5 separate regions of the Mus musculus genome follow, and regions 2, 3, 4 and 5 are each linked to region 1. The links are chromatin loops, found by intact Hi-C in ENCODE. Cell type or tissue: gastrocnemius. All regions are shown on one strand. Links, peaks and the distances in the headings refer to the core of each region. The heading gives the core; the rest is flanking DNA.

Region 1 (6,047 bases), core at 413-5,412:
GGTTACATCTCCCAAAGACAAATCCACTCAAGAAGTCTACAGAGACCACGAGTCATTCCTGCAAGGAACTGTAGAGAATACAAGAAATCCACTCACTGGATGATGTCAAGCAGGTAAAGTCACAGGCTCAAAGGTGAAAACAGAAGGGTAAGGTTGCACGCGTTTGCAAGTATGTCTTCCCAACATTTCATTCTAAGTAGGTACCACCACATTGACTTTTTTTTTTTTTTTTTTTAGAAAAAGGAAAAACAAGCCAGTAAAAAAACATGGGTTCTGGGGCTCAGTCTCAGGTCCTAATGGTCACAGAGAAAAGCTTTTGGCACCTGAACTAGCTCCCCAGACCAATAGAAGGTTTTGGCCTATAAACCTAATACTATGTGGTTTGGGAAGGTGTTCATCAGAATATTGAATCATCAAAAGTACATGGTGGCGACCAGGAAGGAGGCAGGAGGAGTTTGAGGTCAAAGGTAAGAGACTGTGGGGGGTGGGGGGAGATGGAAATGTATGGCTCAGTGGCAGAACAGTTGCCTAGCATGCAAAAAAAAAAAAAAAAAAACCCGGGTTGGATTCCCAGCACTGTTTAAAAAAGGGTGTGTGTGTGGGGGTAATGACCTGCAATTTGCATCTTACCGGATGTTATATTAATATTTCCTGCTTCAATGCCGGCTTTGAGTCCTTCTTTTCCCAAAATCCCAGACTCTCCTTTGGCCAGGCGTTCCCGCTCTTTCTCTTCCAAGCTTCCATAGTAGATGTGTGGTTTCTTCACAACGGGAGCAACTAAATCGTCAGGCGCTTTGGTTTTGGTTGTCTGTTAAATCAAAGACCCGGACTAAGGTTTAGTTCCAGCAAACCATGCTTCCCAAAAGAATGAAGCTAACGCTGCACTTTCATCTTCTTTCCTCTCAAAACTAGAGGAGAAAGTCGAAACTGACTTTGTGCGAGTTAAGGCTCTTGTTAAGTTTGGCACACAAATACGACCAATCAATTTCTGCCTGAAGTGTCTTGGTTGTTTTGGGGCCCGTTACTTTAATCGACTGGAAAAGCAATCTCCGGTTTTACGAAAATAACTTCTCACTGCTGGGCAGACACTAAAAACAACCTAAACAATCAGGGTGGCTCTAGGTGCACCAAGTCACGATGTGACTGGAATACACATTTCAAATACTTTCAGAGCCGATTACAAGTTGGGAAGCCTCATCATAGTAAGTACGAGTCGGACAGCTTAAGTCAGGACACAACCCGATTCCAAAGCACCGTGTTTTGGAGCAGCCAGAAAGAGTGGTCTCTGCTCAGGACTTAAGTAAGAGCAGTGCAAAGAGAGCTGCAGCACACGAAGACATCAGGAAAAGGCTACTAAGGTCCACACTAGGGTCCCTCAGCTTTCCTCCTCCTCGGCCCAGACCCGTAAGGTAACGGCCCTTTCCCACGGGAACCCCCGGCCTCTCTAGGGCAGGCCTGAGCTTAGATCCAGAGCTCCGTACCGTGGAGGAGGCTCGTGAGGAGGCCATGCCGGGCGGCGGAGACGCGAGGCCCTAGCCAAATCCGCGTTCTACTTTTCAGACCGGGAACCGCGCGCCTAGCAAAGTGGAAGTGCGTCACTGGCCGGAAACGTATCAGAAACGTACTACGTGCGAAGTATCTTGGGAATGGTAGTTGCCAAAGGTCGGCTGGAGTCGAGGGGCGTGGCCTTACAGAGCTACACAACCTCGCGGGAGAAGAGGAGCATGGGAAGAGAGGCGCAGAGCAGCCTGGGAGGTGTAGTTTGGGCTGCGCAGCAATGGAGTCATGGTGGGAGTTGAGGTTCTGGGGAACTGCAGAGGCCTGAAAAGAGGTAGGTTTGCGGATCGCAACCATAATCTGGAACAAAACGAGGGTCTCTGTTATCCTTCGGGAGGCCTTCCGCCATTTCGAAGCTGAGGCCTGTGTTGCCATGGAAATCTCTCCCTAGACTTCTGCAGCCTTGGAGCTGGGAAAGAGGACTGTTGTCCACGACGGAAGTCCTTCGGGGGCCCCTCGTAACTCGGTGGCTACGTAATCAGTTTGGGCTTCAAGAAGATATTAAACTCTAAGACCTTCTAAGGCTAAAATAGAGATGTGGTGGAGGAGCTGCGGCCTAGTTTGTTGTGGGTTTACTTGTCTACAGCCTATTCTTTGTCTGTGTTCTTTGAAATAAAGGGTCCATGAAGGCTCCAGATAAAGAGCATATCAGCAGTAGTAGCTCCAATGAATGTTAGGCCATCAGAGATAAGGTTTTTTTTAAAAAAAAAATCCTTACATGAAAGTTGTGGGGGTTACAAAAATATGCGCGTTTGCCGAGCTGAACAGACTCACTTCCACACTCAAGGCCCTGCCCCGAACAACTCCAATTAGAAGAGCACTTCCTTTTCGAGGACTTACTAATGCCGAGTTACGCGCAACGAGCTTATTCTGTTTTAGTCATCTCAGTCACGGACAAGAGTACAAGCCCGAAAAAAACCAAAAAACATTCTGGTGAGAAAAGGTCGTTCTGGAGCCGTAGTAGTAGAATTAGTAACGTGGCAGGTCGCGAGCCGCCGAGCCGCGCTTTTAACTCGTACTCATTATTGCTCTCTAGTGGTGAGGCTTTCAGAAAGTTCCCTCGCAAGTAGGGAATTATTGTTGTTGTTGTTGTTTTTCTAAGTGTTTCTTCCTTTCCCCCTTGGAGCTGACTTCCATTTCTCTACGTAAGGATCTGGTAGAAAGTAGTATCTGATAGAATAAAGCAGTTTTGAAATGTCACGGGCCAGTGTTTTGATTAGATCACCCCTTGCTGTGCTAAGCCTCCTGAGAGAAGTGTAAATGTTTCCTATACATTGTAGTGTTTTGTTTCGTTCTGGATGCACGCAATAATAATTTCTATGAATGCACACTATAGCAAAACTTTCATGTAGATCACTATCATTTAGCTTTTTATTTTAGTGGTCTAAGTGTAACTTTGTTTTTTTTTTTTTTTTTAAATTATTTATTATATGTAAGTACACTAGCTGTCTTCAGACACTCCAGAAGAGGGCGCCAGATCTTGTTACGGATGGTTGTGAGCCACCATGTGGTTGCTGGGAATTGAACTCAGGACCTCTGGAAGAGCAGTCAATGCTCTTAACCACTGAGCCATCTCTCCAGCCCCTATGTGTAACTTTTATAGAATGCTGATTTAGCTTTTTTTTTGTTTTGTTTTGTTTTTTGTTTTTCTTTTTTTTGCTCAGGCCCCGCTCTCCCTGCTTGCTCCAGCCCAAAGATTTATTTATTTATTATATGTAAGTACACTGTAGCTGTCTTCAGACACACCAGAAGAGGGTGTCAGATCTCATTACGGATGGTTGTGAGCCACTATGTGGTTGCTGGATTTGAACTCAGGATATCTGGAAGAGCAATCAGTGCTCATAACTGCTGAGCCATCTCTCCAGCCCACATTTTTTGTTTTTCAAGAAGGGTTTCTCTGTGTAGCCCTGGCTGTCCTGGAACATGTTCTGTAGACCAGGCTGACCTCAAACTTACAGACATCCTCCTGCCTCTGACTTCAGAGTGCTGGGATTAAAGGTGTGTGTCACTACTGCCCGGCTTCTGATATTAACTAAACTGTTTGCTTCAACTTTATAAAACTGGAATAATTTTTCAAGTTTCCCAAGGTGTCTGTATTAAAATAATACAAAGAATGCGAATGTGGGACGGTTTAGTGGGTAAAGGAACCTGTGCTAAGTGTGATGCCCCACATGGTAGAAGGAGAGAACTGACCCCAGATGTTGTCCTCTGACCGATGCTTGTGAATTGTGTGCTTTCACCAACACCCAATACATAATTAAATAATTTTTTTAAGAGGCAAAAATTTTTAGTTACTAAAGTGAAAAAAAAAAACCCAATAATGGTAGAGTCTAGAACTTAAGAAAAGTTAGTGTAGGGTTGTGGGTCTTGAGTCTGCTCTGCAGCTTGGGGAGGCAGGACACAGGGAGTTTGACTGCACTTACCTCATGCCAGCTCAGGGCTGGTGCTGGGCCATAGGGAAGCCCCAGGACATTGCTGGTGGGAAAGCGGGCAGTCTGAGGCATGGAACAGTGGGAGCTGGTTTGGGGGTCTGCCTGCTTGTGATGAGGCTGGGGTGGTCGGTTCTCAGGCTTTCCAACATCCAGGCCCCGCTGGGAGCCCCAGAAGAGCTGAGAATGGAGTGGGGGAGCAGCTGGCTGGCTGTGTGTGGTGGGGGGAAGGGGAACAATGGCTGGTCACACGGGGAGAGTCCTTGGCTTGACTGCAGGCTTGGGCTTGGGCTTGGTGGGCAGTGGTGGCTGGGAGTGCAGAAAGGCCTTCTACAGGACTAGACAGTGGCTCTATAGTCGAAGGCCTTCTCCATGGCTCCCCATGGTGGATCCCGATGAAAAGAGGCAGTCCATAGTAGTAAGGCATTTATTGTCATAGAGGAAAGTGGATGTATAAAATCATGCCCCCACTTCTCAGGGTGGGCCTGAGGTTAAATACATTTTGCAGGGAGGAGTGTCTGGGAAGGAAAGCTTATTGCTTATGCCCTCCAGGCCTTTAGGCAACTCATTAGAATGGAGATCTGGCTTGATCCTATGGTGGTCACGTTTCTTTTCCTCTTGTCTTGGTCTGAGATGTTAGTGATGCCTCATCTATGTTGGGGGTGGGGGGCTTGGGGCATTGCCCTTACATGACTGATGGCCACAAATCTATGGGGGACTGCAGTTAGTGACAGGGGCCTGGTGCCTGGGAGCAGGCGAAGGTCCTACCTACCATCTCTTCAGGGTCCCCAGGGCTTCAAAGCCTTTTTAGCTCAACTGAGGACCAGGCTACCTCTCACTGCCCGACAAGTTAGTTTCACCTTCTCTATTGTTGTGTAGCTCAGTTTACTCCAAAACTTTATTTATCATGGATACTGTAGAGGATATAAAGACGATACCTTCAACAGTACTAAGGTCAGCCTAGCTTTTTGTTGATTCTTTGAATGTCACATCAGGCACCCCAATCCCACTCGTCTCCCTGTCCCTTCGTATCCACCCTCTACCCTTGCAACTACTCCCGCCACTAAAATAAAATAAGATAGAATAAACCAAAATTTGTCATGGAACCTGTAGTGTGTCATGGTGCGTCACATAGTATACACTTTTGTCCACACATCTAAACTTGTAAATGTTCATTTCAATGGGTCACTGGCTATTCTAAGGCCTCTGGCTTTTGCTACACTATCTGTACTGGAACCTCACTAGGACTCCTCTCAGATATCATGCTGTTGCCCTGTGTCATGAAGATCCCATCCTGCAACTTTGGATCTGTAGGACCTGCCCACAGATCATAGAAGGGGTAGATGTTGGGATGGGCCAACTCCAAGCCCTAGATTTGGTCCTGGGAGGTAGCTGAGTTGATCAGCCCGTCAGCTCACCTGTACCTGCACCACCAGGGTGAACTCTCAAACACTGCCCAGCTAGTTTACCCAGTGATACAGCCAGCAGCAAGTAGGGTCAGCTCTCCTCATGTCCTCAGGGACTGGCTCACCCATGCCTTTGTCACCCAGACCAGCTCTACTGCTGCCCAGGTGAGTGGCAGGGCCCACTCTACAGAGTGCTGCCAGCTTAACATTTTTGTTCTGACACAGACATTCATTCGCCATGTGAAATGACTTTGAACTTCTTTGGTCTTAAGTCTGTCTGCCTACCCTTCAGATCCCAGGGGGAGCTGAGATCCCTAGTCACTCCCAAGCAGCCAGCCTAGGTTAGACGCTTGTGCGGTGCTGTTGGAGGGCCCTCCTTAGGGTTCTGTTTTGACACAAGATTGGCCTGGTCTGTTGTGTTGTCTGTTTTTCTCACAGATTTCGATAGTGACTTTAATCTCAGCATAGGAAGCATCTGATTAATGAATGATTTACCCACTGAGGACCCTTAGATCCTGTGGATACCTGAGAATTGGTAAGTTTAATTTTCATGAGATTTAAGCCAGCTGGTTATAATATCTAGGAATGGTCACAGTCTCTGATGATGTTCACAGAAAGCAGATTGGACTAATTAATGGCATGGCATATCCACTTT
Region 2 (6,047 bases), core at 569-5,568, 110 kb before region 1:
ACTCATACAATGTGCTTTTGCAAAGGACTCACCAAGACCCCCCTCTCTCTCCCCCTACCCTCACACATAGGCACACAGTCTTGTGTCTTGCATTACCAGCAGGTGAATGAGTATCACAAGTTAAGGGCACTGTTCTTAACCACAGCCAACATATCCTGAGATTCTCCTGGTTACTTTGCATATCTCACTAGCTCCCACTTCTGTTTGTTTGTTTGTTTTGGTTTTTTGAGACAGGGTTTCTCTCTGTAGCCCTGGCTGTCCTGGAACTCACTCTGTAGATCAGGCTGGCCTCGAATTCAGAAATTCACCTGCCTCTGCCTTCCAAATGCTGGGATTAAAGGTGTGTGCTACTACTGCCCGGCTAGCTCTCACTTATTAAGTTCTAAGTACTTTCAAGTATTCTCATCAAGCAACATTGCTATTGCCTCTACTAGCTCTTTTTTTTTTTTTTTTTTTTTTTTTTTGGTTTTTTCGAGGCAGGGTTTCTCTGTGTAGCCCTGGAACTCACTTTGTAGACCAGGCTGGCCTCGAACACAGAAATCCACCTGCCTCTGCCTCCCGAGTGCTGGAATTAAAGGCGTGCGCCACCACACCCGGCTATTAACCACAGCTCTATGTTCTCCAGTACACACAGTTCTCAAGTCATAAGTAAAATTTATAAATCAAAATTCACCAAGAACTGCAGTGGTCCTTTGGTTAATAATAGGCCTTTTCCTTCCCAGAAGAAACATTGTTTCTTAATTCCCAAGAGCACGGTGCTAGACCTACCCTTCAAGGCCCATTTGTAATCCTGTGACGTCCTTTGAACTCAATTTCAATTGTATGTACTAAGTACCAAGTAGATCTTCCTAGAATATACCTTTGCTTTCAATGAGATCAAATCCATAGTTAAACCTGTTATTCAAGGCTTGTGTAAGAAGGGCTCACCCTACCATCTAATCTCCGCCATAAGGCTGTCAAGAATGGAAGGGGCTCAGTGACATAGCGCTTGCTTAGCTAGCATGTTCAAACAAAACCGAAAACCAAATTCTTCCATGTCTTTGGTTTGTTCTGCTCAATCCCTTAACTAGACTTTAACATTCTAAGAAGAAACCTTTTCTGGGAATGGAGATTTGGATTTAAAAGTAAGGAATACAACATCTGGAAAGAATCTTTGAGGTCTTCCATAAGTTTTTTCCCTGTTGTAATATCCAAAAATAAGTTCAAGACTACCCTGTACCTTCCCCCTTCAAAAGGACTTTCCAAACTGTACTAGCAGGCCAAGTACAGAGCCAGATAAAAAGCTGGCTGACTAAACAAATATAGAAACATAGTTTTAACGGTCAAAAACAAAATTAACAATCCTCCTGCCCCGCCTCACTAAAACACACACAAGGACAGACAAAATAAGAGTCACCCTACATAAACCAACCAATGTCTAAAAAGATTATTGGCTACACCAATTAAAATAAGCCAAACTACCCTGGTGCCTATATCCAACCCTTACAAAGGTATAAAAAGTGTGTTCCTTCTTTGTTCTGGGTCTCTCCTCCTGCCTGCCAGCTGAGAGGGGAGTCCCCAACATGCTGGATAAGTAAAATCCTCATGAGTTTTTGCAATGATGGTGGTCTCTGTGCTCTTTGTGGGTGAGGGTTTTCTGACAAGCTACAACACTCTCATACCCTTCACCCAGCTTCTCTTGTTACAACTTTAAGTTCAATTTTTCTAGTGAATTATTGAAAACCAAGATGAGTTCACAGATCTTAAACATTTTTAAAATGAAGATCTGGTGGTACCTAGAACATTTACAGTATTATTACACAACTGCCCACTTTTACCTCCAAAATAATTTTATCACCTCCTCCCTAGTGAGCATTCCCCAAGGCTCCCTCCACAAAGAGGGCCCTTGCCACTCTCAAGTCTTTGTCAAAGCCCCATAAACCTCTCTAGACCCCACGCTCCAGTCTTCCCCAGACCTTTGGTCAGAATTTTTCTTTTTTTAATTGTTTTTTGGTTTGTTTGTTTTCTGTTTTGTTTGTTTTGGGTTTGGTTTGTTTGTTTGTTTGTTTGTTTGGTTGGTTGGTTTTTTGTCACCTAGTGCTAAGATTAAAAGCATGCACCACCAAATTTACTCCCTTTTATACTCCAAATTTTAATGTATCCATTGTAGATAAACCTGATCTCCTAGCATACTTGGATGGTTAGTTTTCTCGGCTTTTTTTTTTTTCCAATGTCTTTCATATCTCTCAACCCATGAGATAGGGGCTGGATAATCAATTACATAGAATAAATAAATCTAGACAGTCAGTCTGCTGCTGAACGTATTTACCCGCGGTGTTAGGCATTACCGAGGTGTTTTAATGCCGTTGACATCCAATTGTTCTTTTACCAGTGAGCAACGCAGTCAATTTTTGCTCCGGGCTGAGAATAGACCGTCAAGTGAACTCTGGGATGAGTTCGGATTGCAAGCCAGGGCACCTCCCAGAGGCTCCGAATGCCCACGTGGACCCCCTCGGGCCTTCCCACCTCAAGTGAGACCCGAGCTGGGGGGCGGGGAGACGGGCGGGCTCTCGGGCAACTCTGGATTGGCCAAGATTCCAGCCCCGCTCAGCGTGGATCTGGCCGCGCGAGCTGACCAGTGATCCGGAGACTGCCCCGAAGGGAGCGTAAGCTGCATTCCCGGAGGGGCGGGCGGTACGGGAGCCGCTTCCGGGTGAGCCGCCCCGCCCCCACGTGGGCTTGCGCTTTTAGAGCGGGAGAGCGCGGTGTCCAGAGCCCGGCTCGGAGCGGCGGCGAGCAGCGTCCTTGGTACGTGAGCAGGCGCCGGCCTCTGGGAAGTGGCGGGTTGAAGGGGGACGGGACCCCAGAACAAGGTGAGGTGCACCCCTATGGCGCTGTGTTCCCGAAGCTCTGACGCTGTAGCGGAGACGCTGTCCCTATGCACCTACTAGAGTGGGCGGGATTCTTGCCGCTACAAGGTCTTGCTGCGTCCGGGATTCGGGACTCAAAGATGGGCTCCACCCGCCCCCTTTCTCGGAGGCCTCAGGGGTAGCCTCGGTTTCTGCAGAGCGCGATCTGTCTGGCAGGCTGGAGAAGTGGGGAAAACAATAAGGGTCGCTTGTGCTAGGTCTCTCCTGCTTCTGCTCATTCAGTCATACAACGATCCATTGAGATCCGCTTAAGACCCAGACCACATGAGAAGAAAAGCAGTCATGCAGCTTGAAACAAGAATTTGTCCCCATGCCTTTTAAATCCCAAAGTCACATACTAACCACCCTGCTACCAGCCGTGGCCAGGTCTAGGTTAAACCTTTCTTCCCCTACTCTCACCTGGAATCTCTGTCGCCTCTTCCATACTGGGACTATAACGTGTGAACTCTGTCCTTCTAATGCCAAAAGTCCTGGTGAGGACTGAGGGCTGCTAGACTCCAGAAGTTTGGACCATATTTATAGCTGACCTGCTGTATGAGACCTGCCCTTCTCGAGTTCAGTTTTACAGTTGTTTGATGTAAAAGCTCTCAGCCAGAATATTTTAGCAGTCTGTGGAAAGGCAACTCCTAGCTTGAAATGTCTAGACCCGGGCAGCAGGGGGGATTAAGCGCCCACACTAGATGAGGTCTAAGGTCTCTTCTTTAACCCCTCCTAACACCGTGGCAGGTGGCAGCTAGAGTGTGCAGGAAATGCAAATGAGCCACCGGGCAGTACCTTTTCAGAACTGCCCACAGATGCCTTTCCTGGGCCTCTTTGGGCTTCAGATTTCCCAGCTCTGAACCTTCTACCTAGCTGGCCCTCCTGACTTGTCTCCTCCCTAGCCAGGGCAGAGCCTGCTCGAGCTGGCACCACTTCACTACTATTTATGCCAAGAGCACAGCCTCCGGAATTCTTTGTGGGGTACAACCTGGGAGCCCAGGCTCTGAAGCTTTCTCTCAGCTGCTCCCAGTGGCAGTCTCACTCCCAGGTTGTGGGATGCTACCTCCTAAGGGAGGTGAGACCTTTACAGTCTTTCAGAAAAGCTACCCCGCAGTGTCTCTAAGAAACTACAGTGTTCCTTTTCCTTCTTGTCTAGTACGTGCTGCTGGAGGGCGGCTAGCCTCTCTCACCTCAGGCAGTGGCTGGAATGTATGTCCTTCCCTAGGTGTGGCGAAGGGTCAGACACAGTACAGCCTACTCATCCCAGCTCAGCACTAGCCATACATTTAGCGTTACTTGCCGCTGCTACCGTGGTGTTAGACATACCTCATCAGTAATCTGATCTTCACGCAGGCTTGATAATATCAGCACATTTTAAATCTTGAAAGAAAAAAAAAAAGTGGGGGAGGATCTGAAAGGCCTTGCCCGTCGTTATAGAATCGACTCTGGGATTGTTTGGCCCAGAAACAGTTGTTTCTGCAATACCTTGTACAGCTTGCTAGCAGAGTGAACCTGTTGTACAATGGGAGAGAAGGTAGCCTGGGCCCCTGTGGTCTTGTGTTCCTGTATTCCTAGGCCCCTGTGTTACTGTATGAGGCACAGGGTTTAAGCTCAAGTTTGCAAACCCCCTTAATTTGTGGAAAGTGCCCTGCCCATGTTTGGAAATCTTCCAGACTCTGAAGGACTTCTCTCAAAGAAAAACCCTGATCTAGAATTGGTTCTATAAAACAGAAGCAACTCTGGGCACCTTCCCACTCTATGGACGTTCATTAAGCATCTGCTATCACACGCTGTATAGTACAGGGCCTTGGGCTGGAAGTCTCAGGCTAGTCCCTACCTCTGCCTTACTCACTGTGTGAGTTCAGGTGGCCTTCCATCCCTTCATTTCTCCTATCAAACTGTGAGGGATTGAATAGAGCTTTTTTTCTTTTAAGTCGGCACCAACGTCTCTTTCAGTTTCATCTAGTGGCCAAAATAAAAACCTGCATCCGGGCAGGAGATATCTCAGTGATCAAGAACACATGTTGCTCTCACAGAGGACTTGGGTTTGGTTGACTCAACAGCCATAAGCAACACTAGTTCCGGGGACCACACAACCTCTTCTGAATTCTGTGGGCATTGCAAATATGTGATACATATGCATGCATGCAAGCAAAACACTCCTAGCCATAAAATAAGCCCTTAAAAGTTCAAAACAAAGCAAGCAAACAAAGCCTAAATCAAAGTTGGACTGTTCTGGCTGGGAATGTAACTCAGTGGTGGAGCGTAGGGGTCCAGGGGTTCCCCACCACAAGCAACCAGGAACTGCTGAGGTGCGCCTCTGCACACGCCTCTCCTCTCTTCCCCTCCTTCCCCTCCCAGCTACCCTGAAGTAAAATCTGGGCAGCGCAGCTCCTCCGTGGCCCTCCAAGTTTTACTTATGGGCAGATGGCCTATCAGCGTTGCTCCCTTAAGCTCTTAAAGGAGATGAGTGAACGCCAGGGAATGCAGGTGTGGACTCCAGAAGCCAGGGCCTGCTACAGAGATGATTCTGGGGCAGAATATGCACCTGGTTCCAAAACCTGACTCCAATCCAGAATGGCATTGAGCGAGTTCCATAACCTCTCTGAGCCTCTATTTCATAATTGCTAAGAGTTATGTTGATTTCGCAATGTAACTTCAATGAGATAAAGTACTGCCTTTGGCACCTTGCACCTAGGTAGAGGGAGACCAACTGGAGTCCAGCACAAATTCAGATTCGGGGCTTTATCATTAACCAGCTATGTCATTTTGAGCAAATAGTTGTACATCTCAGGGCAACCTCCTGGCAGATGTGAGAACCAAATTCTGCACAAAGAGTCTATATAGATAAACTCTCGAATGTGCTGAGTGTGTTACTTAGGAGCCAGAACATCTCTAAGGAGGCTTGGCCTCTCTTGTGTCCTGTGAAGAGGCTGGCCCACCCAGGGGTGTGGTGGCAGGGTTGGTCCTTGTGTGGTTCCTGATAACCTCAACCCCAGCAAGGAGGGAAAGGGGATAAGGTGGGCCCCTGAGCTGCTTGGGAGGGAGCTGAAGGAGCCTGAGAGAGTGGGAGCACAGCCAGGCACACTGAAGGATCCCCTGGGTTCTGGGCTTGTTTTCACTGGTAATTTGCTGTAGGACTTTGGTGAGTAGTGCCCC
Region 3 (6,047 bases), core at 547-5,546, 46 kb after region 1:
TGAGATTATACTGAAGAGATATGATCTTTTCCTCCTTTGATATTCTACAGTAATTTCTTAGAGGGTTCATTTACTACCTACACAAAATCTAGCATTACACACAGTAGACTCTCAGGTGAAGTTTCTCTAGTTGTCTTATAATATTTCTGCTTTTAGTAACTTGAGTGAATAGAATACTACAGAAACATTTTTAATCTCCATTTAATCCATATCTCTTTACCACTGGAGGAGATTAATATCAGTTTGCCTGATATAAAGGTTATCTTTTGCAAACTTGACTTGAAAGGAATTATTAAATTTGCTGTTTCCTAGTTAATCTTTTGGGGAATGATCTGTTCCTTTTTTAAGGTGTTTAGGGAACTGGCCCAAACTCAGTGAGTTCAAGGCTGGGAGACAGGAATTCAGGTCTCCTGACTCCAATTCCAATAGTAGTCATCTGGATATTTTAATCCAGGAAGACTAGCTTTCCAGATGCACCAGATTTTATATTTCCTTTTTTTTTTTTTTTTAAATTAGGTATTTTCTTCATTTACATTTCCAATGCTATCCCAAAAGTCCCCTATACCCTCCCCCCACCCAACTCCCACTTCTTGGCCCTGGCGTTCCCCTGTACTGGGGCATATAAAGTTTGCAAGACCAATGGGCCTCTCTTTCCAGTGATGGCCGACTAGGCCATCTTCTGCTACATATGCAGCTAGAAACACGAGCTCTGGGGGGTACTGGTTAGTTCATATTGTTGTTCCACCTATAGGGTTGCAGACCCCTTTAGCTCCTTGGGTACTTTCTCTAGCTCCTCCATTGGGGGCCGTGTGATCCATCCAATAGCTGACTGTGAGCATCCACTTCTGTGTTTGCTAGGCCCCGGCATAGCCTCACAAGAGACAGCATTATCAGGGTCCTGATTTTATATTTCCAATTCTAAGCCTGAAAGACTGAGGAAGACCCATTTCCAACTTTCCCTTTCTTATGTTGCTAATGAAATTCACCCAATCACCACACACACCAGTTTTAGGGTTATTGAATACCTAAAGAAACAGCGTCCTAGCTGGGCAGTGGTGGTGCATGCCTTTGATCCCAGCACTTGGGAGGCAGAGGCAGGCAGATTTCCGAGTTCGAGTTCGAGGCCAGCCTGGTCTACAGAGTGAGTTCCAGGACAGCCAGGACCACACAGAGAAACCCTGTCTCGAAAAACCAAAAAAAAAAAAAAAAAAAGAAAAGAAATAAAGAAAAAAACAGGGTCCTTTCCCAAGTCCTATGCCACACAGTCTAGGTAAGGGCCAGGCTTCCTCACTCATCAGCTCTCTAAACCCTGATACAAAGGACCAGGTCTGCCCTTTACTCTGTGTGACCTCGGACTAGTCACCCAAGTGGCTAGTTCCCGTTTTCTTGTACACCTGTACATTTCAAACACCCACCAGAGAGGCACCTCCCCCACAGAATGCAGGGAAAGAGCTCTGAGACTTTCTTGGGTTTTGCTCACTTTTTTTTTTTTTTTAAAGAATTGTTAAAATCCAGTATAGTGATATAGTCTTCAATCCCAGCACTGGAGAGGCATAGGCAGGTGTAATTCTGTGAGATTCCAGGATAGCCTGGTCTACATAATGAGTTTTAGGACAGCCAGAGCTACATAAATAGATCATCTCAAAAATAAATAAATAAATAAACAAAAATAAAAGAAAGAAAATAAAAATAAAGAAAGCGTTCCTGGAATAAACTTATCCATTCATTCCTACCCACTCAATTTCACAAGTTAAACAGAGCTACTGCTACAGGCTCCAGTCCTACCACCCAGATTCCAGTGTATCACTGCTTTACCAGTCAGATTTCACTGTTCTAACCATCTTAATCTGTAAAATAAACACAGGAAGCAGGCCAGCAGCCTTATCCTCAGATAAACAGGAATAATTTACTCACAAAAATTGTAAGTAACATATAATATTTCTAACTACACTATTTCCCCTTCCCCCTCCCCTGGAGTTTTAGACAATAGTACAGTCACCTTCAATGAACAAAAGAGACCAAGCAACCCAGACAGTTCACAGCCAGTACAGCATTTTTATCTTTCTGGAAGCTACCTATAAAAGACAAGAGCCACTGCTTGGCTCTTTGGGTCGCACGGGGGAAAAAAAAAACCGAGAGTAAATTAAGGAACAAGGGAACAAAGCTAAGTTATATTATTCAATCTAATAAAAAATTAATGAGAATCCACTGTGGGCAAGAAGACTTACAAGTTAGTAGTTCAAAAACTGTAATAAAAAGCCCCACAGGGGAAGTGCCAAGAGGTACAAAGTTCTCTGGGAGAGAGCTTCCAATCTCTTTAGTATCATCAGAAGAGACTAAAACATTCCGGAAAGGGACACTTACAGGATCAACCTGACTGGGAAGAAAACCAGAAAGAACTCCAATGAGAACTGTGGAAATGGACACTGGGACACACTATCTGCTTAGCCACAGCGTGGCTAAGCAAGATCGTTCAAAAAAAAAAAAAAAAAAACCCAAAAACAAAAACAAAACAGGCTAACCAAAGAAATATAGAAGAAAGACATGCAACAGAGTGGGCGAAAACTGGAGGCAGAAAAGTCAGCGACAACCAATGTTGACTTAAAACCTTGGCAACAAAACTCAGCTCAGCAAAACTGGATTGAGGACTTTCTACCTTCAAAGTCTCGTCCATCATCCACCCTCCCGAATATCCCAGCTCTTCTGGACCTCTCTTATCTGGACTTTAGAAACAGGGTCCTTTCCCAAGTCCTATGCCACACAGTCTAGTTAAGGGCCAGGCTTCCTCACTCATCAGCTCTCTAAACCCTGATACAAAGGACCAGGTCTGCTCTTCACTCTGTGTGACCTCGGACTAGTCACCCAAGTGGCTAGTTCTTCTGTCTTCTTGCCTGCAGATCAGTTTATTACGAAGAGACCCGGATCAGACTCGATGATTTCAGAGATTTAAAACCTTGAAAAAGCGCATATGGAGACACTGGACACGCGGTCCTTTGCGTAGATGGGGAAACTGAGGCACCGAGCACCCTGCCCTAAGGTCATAACAGCAATGTCGCTGTAAGATCCCTGCCACTGTTCGGCTCAGATCCCATGACTTCTAGTCCGGGGCTCTTTCTCCTTCCGCCCAGCTTAAGGGAGCTGCGGGGGGTCCAGGGTTCGGGAGGGAAAAGGACAGCGAACACGCCGGGTTTGGGAAAAGGAGGGGAGTGACCTTACCTTCACAGGGTAAGCCCCGCCGCCTTAGTCTTCCTCTCAGAACTGGATCCCCTAGTCCGGTACGGACTTCTACCAAGCCCCCGCCACTACTGCCCGGCTCGACGTGTCCCACGACCGCAGTAAAGGCCGCGGATTCCCGCCCTGGACCCGCCCCCTGGGTGATCCCACCAATCACCGCTCAGAACCTAGGAACTCCACCTCCTCGGAGGGCTGGTGAGGCCTTGCGTCACTGGGAGCTCACCTCCTCATTTGCCTTTGCTCCACCTCCTCCACCGCTGGGTCTCCTCTGGGCCTCACTACCCTGAGAGAGTTTGTCCTGCCGGAAAGCAGCTCGCCGCCACGGCGTTTTACGTTACCGGCGGTGACAGGCCCTGGGAACATCCAACTTCCTCCTCCCTTCAGCTGGGCGAAAGCCGACGTGATGTTCGGTGCCGGAGACGAGGATGACACCGACTTCCTCTCGCCAAGCGGCGGGTGAGTGATTGAGGAACGGGACCCGAGCGCTGGGCTGAGAGACTGGCGCGGTGGCTGCAGGGGTCGGGCTCTTCTCAGGCCGCTTCCCAACTTCCGGGTCTAGACAGACCCTCGGCGCGTTCCACCGCTCAGCCTTCGCATTCTGAGTAGCGGTGTCACCTCGGCCCGTCTGGGTTCAGGAACTGGAACCTCCCTTGACACCCTTTTGCTTTGTGAATCACACTTTCTCCAGTGAAATGGAGAGGATTGCTGGGGAGACTGCTTGCCTCGGAGTTTATATAGGAGTCAGCTCCTATAATAAATATACGAGCTGTAAACTCAAGAGACTTTCTCTTCCCCGAGAACAGGATGGTGACACTTTGAACCAGGACCTGGTGGGCCATCTCTGGCATCCTTCAAAGCCTACTTCAGAGGTTACCTTTTTGGTGATTCTTTGCTTTCACAGTCCCGGGAGGAATAGTCTGCTTCATCTTCCATATTTCCACAAGCCTTAGCACATGGAACCTACTGAAATCTAAGCCCTGACTGAACTGCTTATGGTTGCTCATTTCTGTCTAGGTCTCAGAACAGTAACTCCTGGTGCACATTGATTGCTCACGAAGTGCCTGCGAAATTATGCTTTTTAAGCCCTAAGGTGTAACGCCAATGGGAAAGACTATTCGTTTTCTTCTGCTTTCAAACATCATATATGCCATCTTGGGAGAGAAGTCTTTAACGGCAGGCTAGATCCACCCCACCCCCCCCCTTTAATAATTAGCTCAGTGTTTTCCCTTGCGTTGTCCTAGTGGACCTCATGTCTCCCTTCAGACTTGTTAACTGCAAAGCTCACATCTTTGCACAGCCCTTCTTTGAACGCCTGCTTTACAAGTTTTGTGCATAGTGATGAACCTACTTAAGAATGACTGACACATCATCCTACCAATAATGATTAGTCTCCTAGAATACTGGGCAGTCAATACAGGAGTGACCATAAGATGACTGGCTTTCTTTTGATTGTGTGTGTGTGTGTGAGAGAGAGATGTATGCATGTATGCATGTTGTGAACATCTTTGTTGAGGACAGAGGTTCAGTATCAGGGGTCCTTCTCTGTACACTTCCACTTTAGTTTTTGAGACAAGTTTTCTCACTGAACCTGAGTTTTCCATTTTGACTAGACTGGTTGTCCAGCAAGCTCCCAGTATCCATCCATCACCACACTTGTCTTTTTTTTTTTTTTTTTTTTTTTTTTTTTTTTTTGTGGTTGCTGGGGATCTGAACTCAATACAATAAGCACTTTACCCAGCCCCTCTTATTTGGTCTTCAGTACTTAAGATCTTTTGACACCCAGTGAGTGGCTCTGCATTTCTCTCTGACCAGCACATTCTCCCGGGACCCCTGGGAATGCCTGCACCCACTTAGCCCCACTTTGAATTCATTTAGTTGCTCCATTACTTTTGAGTTGACTGGGCATTGTATCCTTTCTTTCCTATGTTATCCAAAACATTTACAGCCTCTGCTGCTGTTGGCTGGACATTCAGCTACAGCCTGTTTTATGTATGCCTGTGTATGGGGCCTTTTGAATATCTTCAAGGTTTGTTTATTTATTTGTGACATGGTTTCACTATGAAACCCTGGCTGGAATTCTTTATATAGACCAAGCTGACCTTGAACTCACAGGATTCTGCCTGTCTTCCCCCTGGATGATGGGATTAAAAAAGCATGTGCCATCACACCCAGTCTCAAGGTATATTTTAATTTCATAATCTTTAGTATGTGAGAATATTTGAAGACAGTTTATGAAGGTATTTTAAGGCTTCCAACTTTCATGCATCAAAGAATCTGCTGCTGACGAGGCAGACAGTGACAGTCATGTGCTCTTCTGATTCCTTACCCAAGGAATCAATCTCCTTTCCCAGGAAGGCTTAACTAAGAATTGAAGATACTTTACACATATGATTGTGGGTCCTAGGCATAGAAAACAGACAATTTGATGATAAAAGACTCAACAGAGAAAGCTACACACAGATACATTTTTGTCCCCTGTAGTAGCTAGGAAAAAATAAATTTTGTTCCCGGTAGTAGCTAGGAAAACAGAATCAAACTTAAGAGTAAGACTAGGAAAAATGAGTTGGAGAGGTAGCTTGGTGGTTGAGAGCACTGGAGGAATTGGATTTGATTCCCAGCACCCACATGGTGGCTCACAACAGTCTGTAACTCCAGTCCCTGGAAATCCGAGACCATCTTCTGGCTTTTTGGGGTACCAGGCATACAAATGGTGTTTAGGCATACATACAGACAAAACACTAACACATAAAATAAAATGAAGAAAAGAAGACCAGAGAAAGTTTTGTGTGCATTCTCTGATTTGGCTGTTCCTC
Region 4 (6,047 bases), core at 284-5,283, 95 kb before region 1:
AAGGGTACTCACCTTGTCCGGGTTCAATCCCAGCAACACACACACACACAAAGAAGTGGGCCATGGTGGCTCATGCTTATATCTCAGCACTTAAACTGAAGCAGGAGGATTGCTGTGAATGAAATAGGGCAACCCCATATTTCTGGGCTACTATATGAAATCCTATATCAAAAAAGGGGCAAGGTGGGGGTTCTTGCTACCATTTGGGGGATAAACAACTGAAAACAGAGATGTTCTAGGCATCTAGATTGGAGGGGAGATCTGGATAGCAGACACAAGAGTATATATTCATATTGTGAAAATTCAAAAAAAACTACTTTTTAAAAGATACGATCTTACTATGTATCCCTGGCTGTCCTCAAAGTCATAGATGTCCTCCTGTCCTCTGCCTTTTGAATACTAGGATTAAAGACATGTACCACCACACCCAGTGTAGACATTTTTTTCTGTTTTAACTGAAAAAAATTTTTAAGTAAATGAAAAATTCAAAGTAATGAGAGATGTGTGGTTGGCAGTTGTGCCCTGCCTTGGTTTCCCTGTGTCTTCAACAGGAGACTCAAGGATGGAAAATACTTCATATAAGAAACTTTATTTCCCAGCCAGGGGGTGGTGCATGCCTTTGATCCCAGCACTTGGATCTTTGAGTTCAAGGCCAACCTGGTCAACAGAGTAAGTTCTAGGACAGCCAAGGCTACACAGAGAAACCCTATCTTGAAAAATCAAACAAGGGTCAGGGGTTGATTTGATTTCCCAGAGAGAAAACACCACAAGCTAGCATCTGCAGAGTAAGAAGCCAGGGGGCTCCGATGGACCAAGGGGTGAAACTGTCAGGGGATTTTAATAACTGAGTTATGGGATGAAAACATCCATTAAAGGGTACATATGTTTTTCTGTTTGAAATGGGATCATGCTCCATAGCCAAGGCTGGTCTGTAACTTCTGCCTCGGCTTCCTAACTGGACTTGCAGGTTTACCACCACACCTGGCTAAGTGTACCCAGCTTTGAAGCTGCAAATCAAAAAGAAGCTAGATTCAGAATATCAAAGACCACCACCATCTTTCCTATGACATCCCAGGCTATTTATCTGTGTATTGTTCCTTGCTGCTGCTAACCTAGAGACAATAAAAAGTAGATTCTAGTGGCCCAACAGTTAGGTCAAGGTCATTGGCCCAGGTGAGCCAATCAATACACGCTGGCAAACCCTCTTTGGAGATGGGCAGCGTGCTGTGTAGTATGTGACCTGAAACAAAACCCTTAAGCACCTAGAAGTCTGTTTTCTCTCCTGAAAAGAATCTTCTTAAATGCTCAAAGAGGTTTTCTGTGTGATCTGACTTGATATCAACCATCTGTCACTGTGCCAACAGCACATGGAGAGACCTACCAAATGGCAGCTGACATTGATTATCTTGGAAATCTACTTAAAGCTAGCCTGGATTCTAGCTTTACTAAGTTACTCGTGTCTAGTCTCCAGGGTGGCAGAGTTGGAATCAGAACCTACAGGCTTAGGTTTGAGGTGACCCTGAAAAGAGATACAGTCAGGGATTCCAGGATTCTCTGAAGAACAGGTGGGCCTCTGATGTCCTGGCTATCCTTTCTACCTCCATTTCTGAGGAGCAAGCTTGTTCGGCAAAACCAGTCTGGCAGGTGAGCTGACTGCTCTGTGACTTTGCACTTTGCTTTCTGAGGCCCAGGGAGAGGGAGTTGAGTCCATCTAAAGTCCACAGAGCCAGGAGATAACAGAAGATGTTTTAAGAGGGTACCTGTGGGGGAGGGGAAGAAAAGAGCAGAGGGAAGCCCTCCTGCCCCTGCCCCCCAGCCAATTCCTTGGCAGCACTTACAGCTCATTTCCGTTATGAACTTGGTTTTTGCCTGATCCTCCCATGTTCGCGTAGGCAGGAAACTGACATTTTCCTGCTCTATCCACGCGTCAGACACAGAATACAGGTGCTTACTTGGCACCTCACGAATCAACTAGGTTGAGAGGAAAGCTTTGCTTTTTTGCTTTCAACGGTACTTTTGAATATAAACGTGTATTTCAGTTATGAAAACCGCATTTAAAGGGAAACTCTTCTTTCCTTTAAATGTTTGTTTGTTTTTTGTTTTTTGTTTTTTTACAGAGAGAAACTAGGTTAGACAGACACGGCGGTGGCACGCCCATTATCCCAGCACTTGGGAGGCTGAGGCAGGAAGATGCTCAGGACCCGTTTGCCTGCATAGTGAGACCCTATCTTAAAACCAAGTGTCTAGGTTATTGCAGTCAACAAACTGTGTGTGTGAGACAAGAAGTTCCCTTCTAGAACCAACTGGGGTCTCTCAGAACAGAAAGGGACAGAGCCTTGCTGGAGTCCTCACTGCGTTTGGGGAGCCGGCCTGAGCCCTAACCCCACTCCCCGCCATTGCCATTCCCAAGTTAGTCTAGGTCCCCTAAGTGTCTCCATCCCACGGAGGCGGGGGCCGGGGGATAGAGATGAGAAGCAAAGAGAACACCTGGGTTGTGATAATGAGTATAAGGGCAGTGGGGAGGAACGTGATGAGGGGTGAGACAGTGACCTTAAGAAGCCAGGGGACGGTGAGAGGGCGTGAGACAGGGAGCAGGGAAGCTACGGGGTAACCTAAGGGACAAGAGGCCCAAGACTCAGCGTGGCGAGTGACGGGCGCGAGGGAGGAGCTTGGTGACGCCTAGAGTGGGGCGGGGCGAGAATCAATGGCAAGTCCGAGGGTCGCGAGCTACTGATCGCCTACATAGAGCCGGTGGAGCAGCCGCTGCGTCTCAGGTCTCTTTTCCCGAGCCAGGTGGGTGCGGAGGCCCGGGGCTGGGTGGAGGGTGCTAAACCGTGGGAATCCGTGCAGTCGAGCTGGGGACGCTGGAGGCCAGCCAGCAGTGGACTTGGCCCCGGAGGCTCCAGTCTCGCGTCCCGCTGCTTTTAGGGTAGTCAGTCCTGCAGCGGAGCCCCAGCCCCGCTATGACTTTTGTCCTGAGACATCCAGAGGACTTTCGGAACCAGTCTGGTTCCTGGCTGGGCCTCAGCCTACCTACCTGCTCGATGAGAGCCCTTTTAAAGTTGTCTCACTATTTCGAGCTGACTTAAATCTCTTCTTTGTCACATTTCTTTACGCGCCCCGCCCCCACACCCCTCCTCACCTCTGTTTTGTTTGGCTGCATTCTGAATGAACCCCGGACCCCACAGATTGAAAGACACAGCTAAGCAGTCCCCTCTGTCTGGAGACAAACCTGCAATCAGTCTCTGACTCCAGGCAGAGAACTGACAGTTGGGTATTTGGCACTAATAACTCCAGGGAGAACTTGCAGCTCAGAGCCAAGTTGGAACGGACTGTCTTCTGTCCCACTCTTCCCAGGCTCAACATAATCCAACTTTTAAAAGAATATAAACATGGGTAAGCAAAGGCAGCCCTGGCTAGAGTCTGGACATTTGGGTTCTAATCCAGGCTGTTGGCAGGTTCACAGCCCCTCTCTGGTTCCACCAGCTCCTCACCAGTTATGTTGTTGGTCAGAGTCTCCAGGAACCTTTCTCTTTTTTGACATTACTAGTAATTTTTTTAAATGAAGCCAAGTTGGAAATTTTATTAATAACATTTTAATGCAGGATTAAGCATGAGGGTTAGGGGGGAAAGAAGGACTCTGAGGAAAGTCAAGCATACTCAAATATAAATATGGGTTTCTTAAACAAGGGCACCATTTTCTAATAATTGTAAAAGGGTCATGGGCTGGAGAGATGGCCCAGAAGTTAATAGCACTGCTGTTCTTCCAGAGGACCCAGGTTCGATTCCCAGCACCCATGTGACAGCTCACAAATGTCTGAAATTCCAGTTCCAGGGCATTTGACACCTTCTTCTGGCTTCACAGGCACCAGGCGTGACGGAGGTGCACTTATATACATGGAGGCAAAACCACATACAGATAATGGCAGGCATAACTGCTTCCTGACTTTGACCTACAGGGCTATGCACCTGAGCTCAGCTCTGCCCAGAGCACTAGACTTTGCCCAGCCTCAAGGAAGTTTATATATATTTTTTCTGTATGTTCTTTCCTCGGGATTCCTCAACCTGCTAAGGAAATTCCCTGAGTTCAAAGACTGACTTTGGTTCCAGATTTATAGCCTCATGGCACATACCAACTTCACTGTGCTTGTTTTATAGGTTTTTGGTCTACAGAGAAACCCTTAGTATTTAATACCTAGAAATGCCACAGGGGATGGAAAACTGTCTTATTCCCCAACATCGGACTCATAAGATGTCCAGAAATGTGTTTTGAAACAAATGCATAAATTATTTCATTTAGTCCAAAATTTTCCATTGGGTGTTTTTTTTTTTTTTTTAAATGATTTGTTTTCTCACCTTCATGTGTGTCTGTGTGAGGGACTGTCCCCTGGAGCTGGAGTCACAGTCAGTTGTGAGCTGCCATGTGTGTGCTGGGAATTGAACCCAGGTCCTCTGGAAGAGCAGCCAATGCTCTTGACCACTGAGTCATCGCTCTAGCCCTGGGTTTTACTTTTTAAGCCAGATTTAGCCCAGCTAATCTCAGACTTGCCATATATCCAAGGAAGACTTTGAACTTCTGATCCTCCTGCCTCTTCCTCCTGCCACTATGCCTCCTTTATTCCATCTGGGGATCACACCTAGCTTTATGTGTACTAGACAAGCACTCTAACCAGCTGAGCCACAACCCTAGCTCCAGCCCCAAGATCTTGTGAGGTGGGCACCCTCGTGCTTCTCTTCCAGATGAGACTCACGGGTATTTAGAGTAACTTCCTCCGGTCACATACTTGGTACACCAGGATGCCAGTCTCTGACAGCAGGGCCTCAGCATCTACCTCACCTACCGATTTTTCATTCCAGGATCTTGTGCTGAAAGCCATTTCCAAAGTGCCTTGGGACAGCCTACCCCTCTGACCTACACAGCCTGGAAAAGAGCCACTGTTAGCCTGTAGAGGGGTGGCCTGAACCAGCTCAGTAGCTCCTTTGATTCTGGGATCTGCACTGAACTTGATCTCCATGGCACACCGGCTGCAGATGCGTCTGCTGACGTGGGATGTAAAGGATACTCTGATCAAGCTCCGCCGACCCGTCGGGGAGGAATATGCCAGCAAGGCCCGGGCCCATGGAGTGGTGGTGGAAGACATAACCGTGGAACAAGCCTTCAGGCAGGCATACCGGGCTCAGAGCCACAACTTCCCCAACTATGGCCTGAGCCGTGGCCTTACTTCCCGTCAATGGTGGAAGGACGTGGTCCTACACACCTTCCGCCTAGCAGGGGTCCCAGATGCCCAGGCCATGACTCCAGTTGCTGACCAGCTATACGAAGACTTCAGCAGCCCTTTCACCTGGCAGGTGTTGGAGGGGGCTGAGATGACCCTGAAGGGGTGCCGTAAGCGGGGTCTGAAGCTGGCAGTGGTCTCCAACTTTGACCGACGACTAGAGGATATCCTAACAGGCCTTGGCCTGCGAGAACATTTTGATTTTGTTTTGACTTCTGAGGCTGTGGGCTGTCCTAAACCCGACCCACGGATTTTCCGTGAGGCTCTGCAGCGCGCTTGTGTAGAACCTGCAGTGGCGGCCCACGTGGGGGATAGTTACCTCTGTGATTACCAGGGGTCTCAGGCTGTGGGCATGCACAGCTTCCTGGTAGCGGGCTCAGAGCCTCTGGACTCTGCAGTCAGAGATTCTGTACCTAAGGAACATATTCTACCCTCCCTCTCCCATCTCCTGCCTGCCCTTGACCTTCTGGAGGCCTCAAGCCCTATGTCATGAGTCTGGTGAGGGAAGTAGCTGGGACCAAATAAACACTGGAGGCAGGGAGTCCCTTCTCTCTCACCTCTCCTGCAGAGGGAGGTGTCTCGGCTCTCCTGCTGCAGCCTCCATAATTTAATCTGAGCATAGAACTGCGAGGGCTTGGCAGTAGCCTGGTCTCTGAGCTCACTACTCATCCCTGTGTTCCTTTTTATGTATTCTTATTATGTGGGGTGTGTGTGTGTGTGTGTGTGTGAACGTGTGGGATGTGTATCATGGTGTATGTGTGGCGGTCAGAA
Region 5 (6,047 bases), core at 634-5,633, 63 kb after region 1:
CTGTGTAGCCCTGGCTGTCCTGGAACTCACTCTGTAGACCAGGCTGGCCTCGAACTCAGAAATCCACCTGCCTCTGCCTCCCAAGGGCTGAAATTAAAGGCATGCGCCACCTCTACCTGCTGCAATTTACTCTTAATATGCTATTTTAAAACATTATATAAAGCCCTTGATCGATATAGGCAATGAGTGTGATTGAGTGTTGATGTAAAAATATAGTCATCACTTCAAAGGGGACAAGAATTTATTCTGAGGCCAAATATGAGCCACTGTGGTCCAGGAACACAGATTGAGGTCTCCTCAAATCTCATGTTGCAATATGGTAACAGCTTGGTCAAGTTTTATGGGTACAGAACAAACAGAGTAACAAATCAAGACACTTTTCACTGCTGTGGTGGAGACATGAGGTTCAAACAGACTGAGAAAAATCTCTGCTGTAAGCCTCAGATGCTATCTGATGACATTCTTAGCCTTTTGGTTTGCGGAAGCTAGTGGTTTTTTAAGTCAATAGATTCCAAAAGGCTCCATCTGTTAGATAGGAGTGGGCAAGGGAGGGCTATTAAGGGGCTGAAGACAGCCCAGGATAGGTCGTAATTGGGGTCTGAACCTACAAGAACATTCCTACCTCCACAAGTTACTGGCCTTCTAATCAGTTGATCAGCCTTGTAGGAAGTATCAGCTAGAGTTCCCCCTAGGAACTCTTGTTTACACTATCACCCTACATTCCTGATACTAGAGAGGAAATAGCTTTACTTGTATATACCTTAGCTATCAGAGCATTGAAAAGAGAAAAGAAAGTAGTAAAGTATGTCTGTTTTCTAGACTTCTTGTATAGCCAGAAAATTTGTCTGATGTATGATGTTGGGGCTAGTGTGAGTCTAGCCTCATCTACTGTTATTTAGAGTCTGTTTCCTCAGTACCTGACAAGGCCACAGAGCTATCTCTGGATCCAATGAGGATAGTGGTAATGAAAGCATTGTTACACTAACTGTAAAGCATGAAGTGGGATTTTTGAGGCTAGTTTTGAGGTTAAAAATAAAAAAAATGAATGGCATCTTTGTTTTCTTCATCTTCAGGAAATCAGACAGCACCAAAGCCAGCCCCAGCTACCACAGGCACGTCCTCAGTGCTGTTTGCCACTGCAGTGCATGCATACCGCTAGTAAGTAGTTGGAAGAGAAAGCCCTCAGAGCTGGGGAGGCTGTGGACCAGCCGGCTGCAGTTCCTGTCCTTCCTCAGAAGCCTGTGCTCATCGTAGCCTAGTTCCTCAGAGAAACTCAGCATTATTTTGTCTATGTTGTTAATGTTTGGGCCCTCCACAGCAACTTTCTGAGATTTTAGGGATACTATGGATAATAGATGACTGAAGAATAAAAAGTTGGGGCTGGGTGTGATGGCTCTCACCTTTAATCCCAGCACTTGAGAGGCAGAGTCTGTAGGTTTTCTGTGATTCCTAGATCTGCCAGAGTTGTACCAATGAGACCCTGTCTCAAAGAAATAGAAGTTGCAGAAGAACTTTAGATTAAAAGTTGCCCACCTCTCACCTTTCCTAAAGACCAAATACTAGCTGTTTCAGATCAGAGAACTGGCTCTTCATGGTTGAAAGGGATTCTGATATTTGTTGTATTCTTGTTTCAATAGCATAAATGGTCAATATGCAAAGCAGGGCAAATTTGGAGCGGCTGTCCTGGGGAACCACACAAGCAGAGAGGTGAGAAGACCCACATTGATTTATACGCCACATCCCAAGAATTGTTAATGCCTCGGGTCTGTTTCTTATCTGTTGGATAGAGACTTATGTGTTAGATGATAAGAATGTCTACTGATGATAACTGAGTGTGTATGACTAGGATTGAGTAGATGGCCCTAGTTTGCTTACTGTTATGCATTAAAACAAGTGCTGTTGTTCGGAATGCTTGCTTTAGACATCTCCTTTGTGACGGTTCTAGTGTAAGAGCTGGAAAGCTTTAGAGTAAACAGTCAAGGATGCTCTTTGTTGGATAGCTAATGATCATTCGTCATTCTGTCAGTGCATTCCATCGTTTTGCCTATGTTAAAGACCAATATTTATCCTTTGAAGCCTGAAAATAAGGCTGAGCAGTTGATCAGGGTATTAGGGTGAAGTATAGTGGATGTCACTAAATGCCACCAGGCCTGACTTCCTTGTGTTGGTACATCCAGCTCAAATACCACTCCAGAATTTTGAGTTAGAGATTATTGAACCAGACAGAAGACATTCTAGTATTTTAGAGGCCCAGAGACACAGAATGGCTGCTCTGCCATTCTCAACGCAAAGCTAAGATTAGTTGCCCATGGTGACTGATATAATGGCCAACACTCAGTCTTCAAGTCAGTGGGACTTCAGTATTACCCATGAGTATCAGACCTAAACTCTTGCAGCCATTAGTCTTCTATCGGTCACCCGATCCTCACCTCTCTCTTTACCGCTCAGGTTAATTTGAACAGATCTCCAATATACAATTTCAGCAGTAAATGCTTTAGCATATAATTGTAAGAGATGAAATACTTAGAAAGAAAATTATCATGCTATTTACTGAAAAAGTAAACAGAATATTTTAGTCAGGATGTGTTCAAATTTCTCTTTTTCCTCTCTATTATTGTTTTTCTTACACTTCTATTTGAATCAGCATCTAGTGAGGTTACCCATTGCAGTTGGTTCCTGTGTCTCTTAAATCTTTCATCTTCCCATCGGGAAGCAAATGATGTATGTCTCTTGTTGTGTGTTAGCAGATGCTGAGGACTATTATCTAGAACTTTGGTTTTGAGACCCCCCTATGCTTGACTGCCAGAAAGAGGTGATAGGTTGGAGAAGCAATTATAAGAAAGTAGATAAGGGGCCGGAGATAAGGCTTAGTGGTTAAGAGTACCAGCTGCAATTCCAGAGGACCAGGGGTTGGTTCTCAGCACCTACATAATGGCTCATAACTATCTGTAATCCCAATTCAGGGGACCTGAACTATCTGTAATCCCAATTCAGGGGACCTTATGCCCTCTTCTGGCTTGTGTAGGTACTACATGAATGTAATGCACAGACATATATGCAGGGGAAACATCTATACTCAAAAAAATAAAATAAATTATGGGGGCTGAAGAAATGGCTCAGCAGTTAAGAGCCCTGACTGTGTTTTCAGAAGACCCAGATTCAATTCCCAGCACCCACACCACTGCTCACAGCCATCTGTAAGTCCAGTTTTAGGGAATCCAATGCTCTCTTCTGACTTCAACAGGCATCAGACACAAAGTACAGACATGGTGCACAGACATACATGCAAACAAAACACTCATTCACATTAAATAAAGAGTAGGAGCTGGTAGCTGGGTGGTGGCCAGGATTTGAGAGACAGGAGGATCTCTGTGGGCTCAGGGGTCAGCCTAGTTTACAGAGAGGGTTCAGGACTACATAGTGAGACCCTTGTCTTAAAAAAGAAAGAAAAAGAAAAATTGCAACAATTATATTGTAAAGTTATTTGGGAAAACAAAACAAAACAAAACAAAAAAAAAACTCACTGGAGAGCTGTAGAAATGATGAAGGGGAGAGAAATTAAAATCTTAGAGAAAAAACCCCAACAGTGAGATGTCTCCGTTCTGTGTCCTGAGCACATTGCTGGTTTAGGTGTAGTGTAGGCAGCAGGTATGACACAACCAGAGACTGCTTGAGAAAAGAGAAACTGACAAATCTGGAGTCTTGCAGCTCAACAGCGGTATCCCCGTGGGACATTTGTTGAATTCAGGGGTGGTTTAGAAGTCCAGGTACTACCAGAGTCAGAACAATTTCTGCAGCTTTGTAGTGCACAGGAGAGACACTTCTAGAGGGAGAGAACCTGCAACAAGTAGCAACTATCTTCCTTTCCCTATATTTACCAGACTTTGAATTTCATGGGGAAGTAGCTAAAGAATTCAGCTAAAAATCCTTGTTGATTAAAACTTTAAGAACCAAGGAGTTAGAGACTTTCTAGGCTTTCAGCCAAAAGCTTGGAAAGGTCCTGCATGAGTAAGAATCAGGACAACTCAGAGGTAGACTGGTTCTTAAAATTTCTTTTAAAGATTTATTTATTTTCTTTGGTATATGAATATTTGCCTGCATTGCTTTTCTGTGCACTGAGTGCACAGTGCCCACAGAAGTGAGAAGGGGTGTTGGAGCCTCTGGAGCAGAGTTAGGGTGCTTGTGAGCCACGTGTGGACACTAGGAGCCTGGGCCCTGTGCAGGAGCACCCTAAGTGTGCTTAACCACCAAGCCACCTTTCTAGCCCCAGCAAACCAATTCTTAATAATGTCTAATCCTCTTACAACCAGTACAGGCTATGGTGGGACTGGGGTGATCAACCCTTCACTTTGAAAAATAAAATAAATATCTCACATAAAATCACACAGCAGCCTTCACAGCTCCCCGAATTTCTAAGGACTAATTTCATCTTTTAAAAAACATTTATTTTTATATATTTGTGTCTGCATGTGAGAATGTGCAGGTTCCTGCGGAAAACAGAGGTAAGTAACTGCTCCCTAGAGTTGTCAGTCTTACACATGACTTTGAGGCTCCTCTTGCTGAACCAGCATGTCTCCAGCCCAGAGGGTGAATTTTAATTATTTGGATGTTTTTGCTTGTTTAATCCATATATAATACACACTGTTGTCCCTAAGTCCCTGGAAAATTGGTTCCAGGGTCCTTTCCTACATATAGATAAGAAAATCTGTGGTATAGACTAATTATGTATGTGATATAAATAATATTCCTTATATAAAGTGGCAGAGGGCTGTACTTGTACATCCTTCCATAAACTTTAAATCATCTCTAGGTTATTTGTACTATCTAATACAATGTAAATGCTACATAAATAGTTGCTATTTTATTTAAGGAATATAAGAAAAATATGTTTAAATTTATAGGACTAGAATCCATGGAGGTTAACTGTAACATATATTTTTTATATATAAAATTTTGCAGTTTAACATTTTAAGTACACAGTCTAGTGGCTATTTTTAAATTAATTTATTTTGTATTTACTTATGTATATGGTGGCTTGCCTACATGTATATCTGTGTACTGCATGTGTGCCTGGTGCCAGAAGAGGCCAGAAGAGGGTGTTGGAGCCCTTGGGGCTGGAGTTACTGGTAGTTATGAACCACCTTGTGGGTGCTGTGAACTGGATTCAGGATCTCTGGAACAACAACCGTGTTCTTCACTGCTGAGCTGTCTTTCCAACCCGGCTCCAGTGGCTTTAGTGACATGTCCAGTACTAAGTACTTATCACCACTGTTCTCATTTTTTTCATAATCTCAAACATAAGCCATCCATTAAGGTGTAACCGTTCATCTCCCTGCTGCTCCTCCTTCATATTCTCCAATGCGCTATCGCTGAGTCTGACTGTCTTAGACCCTCGTGTAAGTGGAATCAAGCGGTCTTGGTCTTCTTGTGGTTGACTTGCTTTATGAGCTCAGCCCTCGAAGTTCATTATGTTTTTCTTACTCATGACCATGCTAAGCACATGCTCTAGCCCTGACCCTCTTTGTGCAATCTATGCTAAGAAAGAAATCTGTAAGAAATAAGGGCAAAATAAATCTGCCAACAATCTTAAGTTGAGAGCATCACTGCCAGTAGATTGTTACTGTGGGATACTTTGAAGGAAGTTCATTAGGTTGAAGGAGGTGTATATGTCCATGTCCTCCTCAAGACATGGAGAAAGTTCACAGATGTGTTATCCGTCATGGTTTCAAACTGTACACAACTTGAATAGCCACGACTAGGAGAGTGGATAAATAGGTTGTGGTATGTTCACATAGAATAGTATAACTGACAGTATCGAATCAAGTACTGACAAACAAAGTAACAAGGCTTAGTCTATGTTGTAAGTGAAAGAAGCAGGGAAAAAAATCAATAGATGTAGGTTGTTTGCACTAATTTAACTATAGAGAAGTTGATCTGTGACTGAGTCAGAGTACTGGACCTCTGTGGTAGGGATATTGATAATCAGGGGCAAAGGGAGCTATCTAGGATGTAGGAAACACTGGCCTTTTCTCAATCTGCCTGGTAGC

What was found. Hi-C counts contacts between places; a loop is a spot of excess contacts. Peaks named below come from ENCODE experiments on the same cell type or tissue, not always from the same donor. Only the 100,000 strongest peaks of a DNase experiment are listed, where the experiment ranks them.
Region 2: it touches region 1 in a loop (3-fold over the local background); 10 of 42 quality-filtered maps call a loop at or near these places.
Region 3: it touches region 1 in a loop (2.3-fold over the local background); 20 of 42 quality-filtered maps call a loop at or near these places.
Region 4: it touches region 1 in a loop (5-fold over the local background); 15 of 42 quality-filtered maps call a loop at or near these places.
Region 5: a loop joins it to region 1, with 2.2 times the contacts of the local background. A loop is called at or near these places in 10 of 42 quality-filtered maps.

The regions. Positions count from the first base shown.
Region 1 is chr4:62,404,336-62,410,382 of GRCm38, reverse strand. Cdc26 (cell division cycle 26) reads left to right here and starts at 1,758. Exons shown (of 4, transcript NM_139291.4): 1 at 1,758-1,831; 2 at 5,831-5,927. Prpf4 (pre-mRNA processing factor 4) reads right to left here and starts at 1,600. Exons shown (of 14, transcript NM_027297.3): 1 at 1,482-1,600; 2 at 631-808. The coding sequence starts at 1,508. In gastrocnemius, for the core only: a CTCF peak has its summit at 2,585 (motif pointing left); DNase peaks (open chromatin) are centred at 1,662, 2,509 and 4,187; H3K4me3 peaks cover 2,778 bases; H3K27ac peaks cover 2,468 bases.
Region 2 is chr4:62,516,600-62,522,646 of GRCm38, reverse strand. It overlaps Alad (aminolevulinate, delta-, dehydratase), which reads left to right and starts at 2,584. Exons shown (of 12, transcript NM_008525.4): 1 at 2,584-2,787. In gastrocnemius, for the core only: no CTCF peak of the experiment used is centred there; DNase peaks (open chromatin) are centred at 2,648 and 3,803; H3K4me3 peaks cover 2,375 bases; H3K27ac peaks cover 3,363 bases.
Region 3 is chr4:62,358,013-62,364,059 of GRCm38, reverse strand. It overlaps Fkbp15 (FK506 binding protein 15), which reads left to right and starts at 3,464. Exons shown (of 28, transcript NM_001045528.2): 1 at 3,464-3,690. The coding sequence starts at 3,638. It overlaps Slc31a1 (solute carrier family 31, member 1), which reads right to left and starts at 3,359. Exons shown (of 5, transcript NM_175090.4): 1 at 3,217-3,359. In gastrocnemius, for the core only: no CTCF peak of the experiment used is centred there; a DNase peak (open chromatin) is centred at 3,437; H3K4me3 peaks cover 2,769 bases; H3K27ac peaks cover 2,198 bases.
Region 4 is chr4:62,498,904-62,504,950 of GRCm38, reverse strand. It overlaps Hdhd3 (haloacid dehalogenase-like hydrolase domain containing 3), which reads left to right and starts at 2,751. Exons shown (of 2, transcript NM_024257.1): 1 at 2,751-2,793; 2 at 4,858-5,897. The coding sequence starts at 5,014. The coding sequence ends at 5,769. In gastrocnemius, for the core only: no CTCF peak of the experiment used is centred there; a DNase peak (open chromatin) is centred at 2,691; H3K4me3 peaks cover 1,598 bases; H3K27ac peaks cover 1,471 bases.
Region 5 is chr4:62,341,168-62,347,214 of GRCm38, reverse strand. Fkbp15 (FK506 binding protein 15) reads left to right here. Exons shown (of 28, transcript NM_001045528.2): 3 at 1,074-1,158; 4 at 1,638-1,707. Among named protein-coding and RNA genes, the nearest start is that of Fkbp15, 16 kb to the left of the region's middle. In gastrocnemius, for the core only: a CTCF peak has its summit at 3,021 (motif pointing left); no DNase peak of the experiment used is centred there.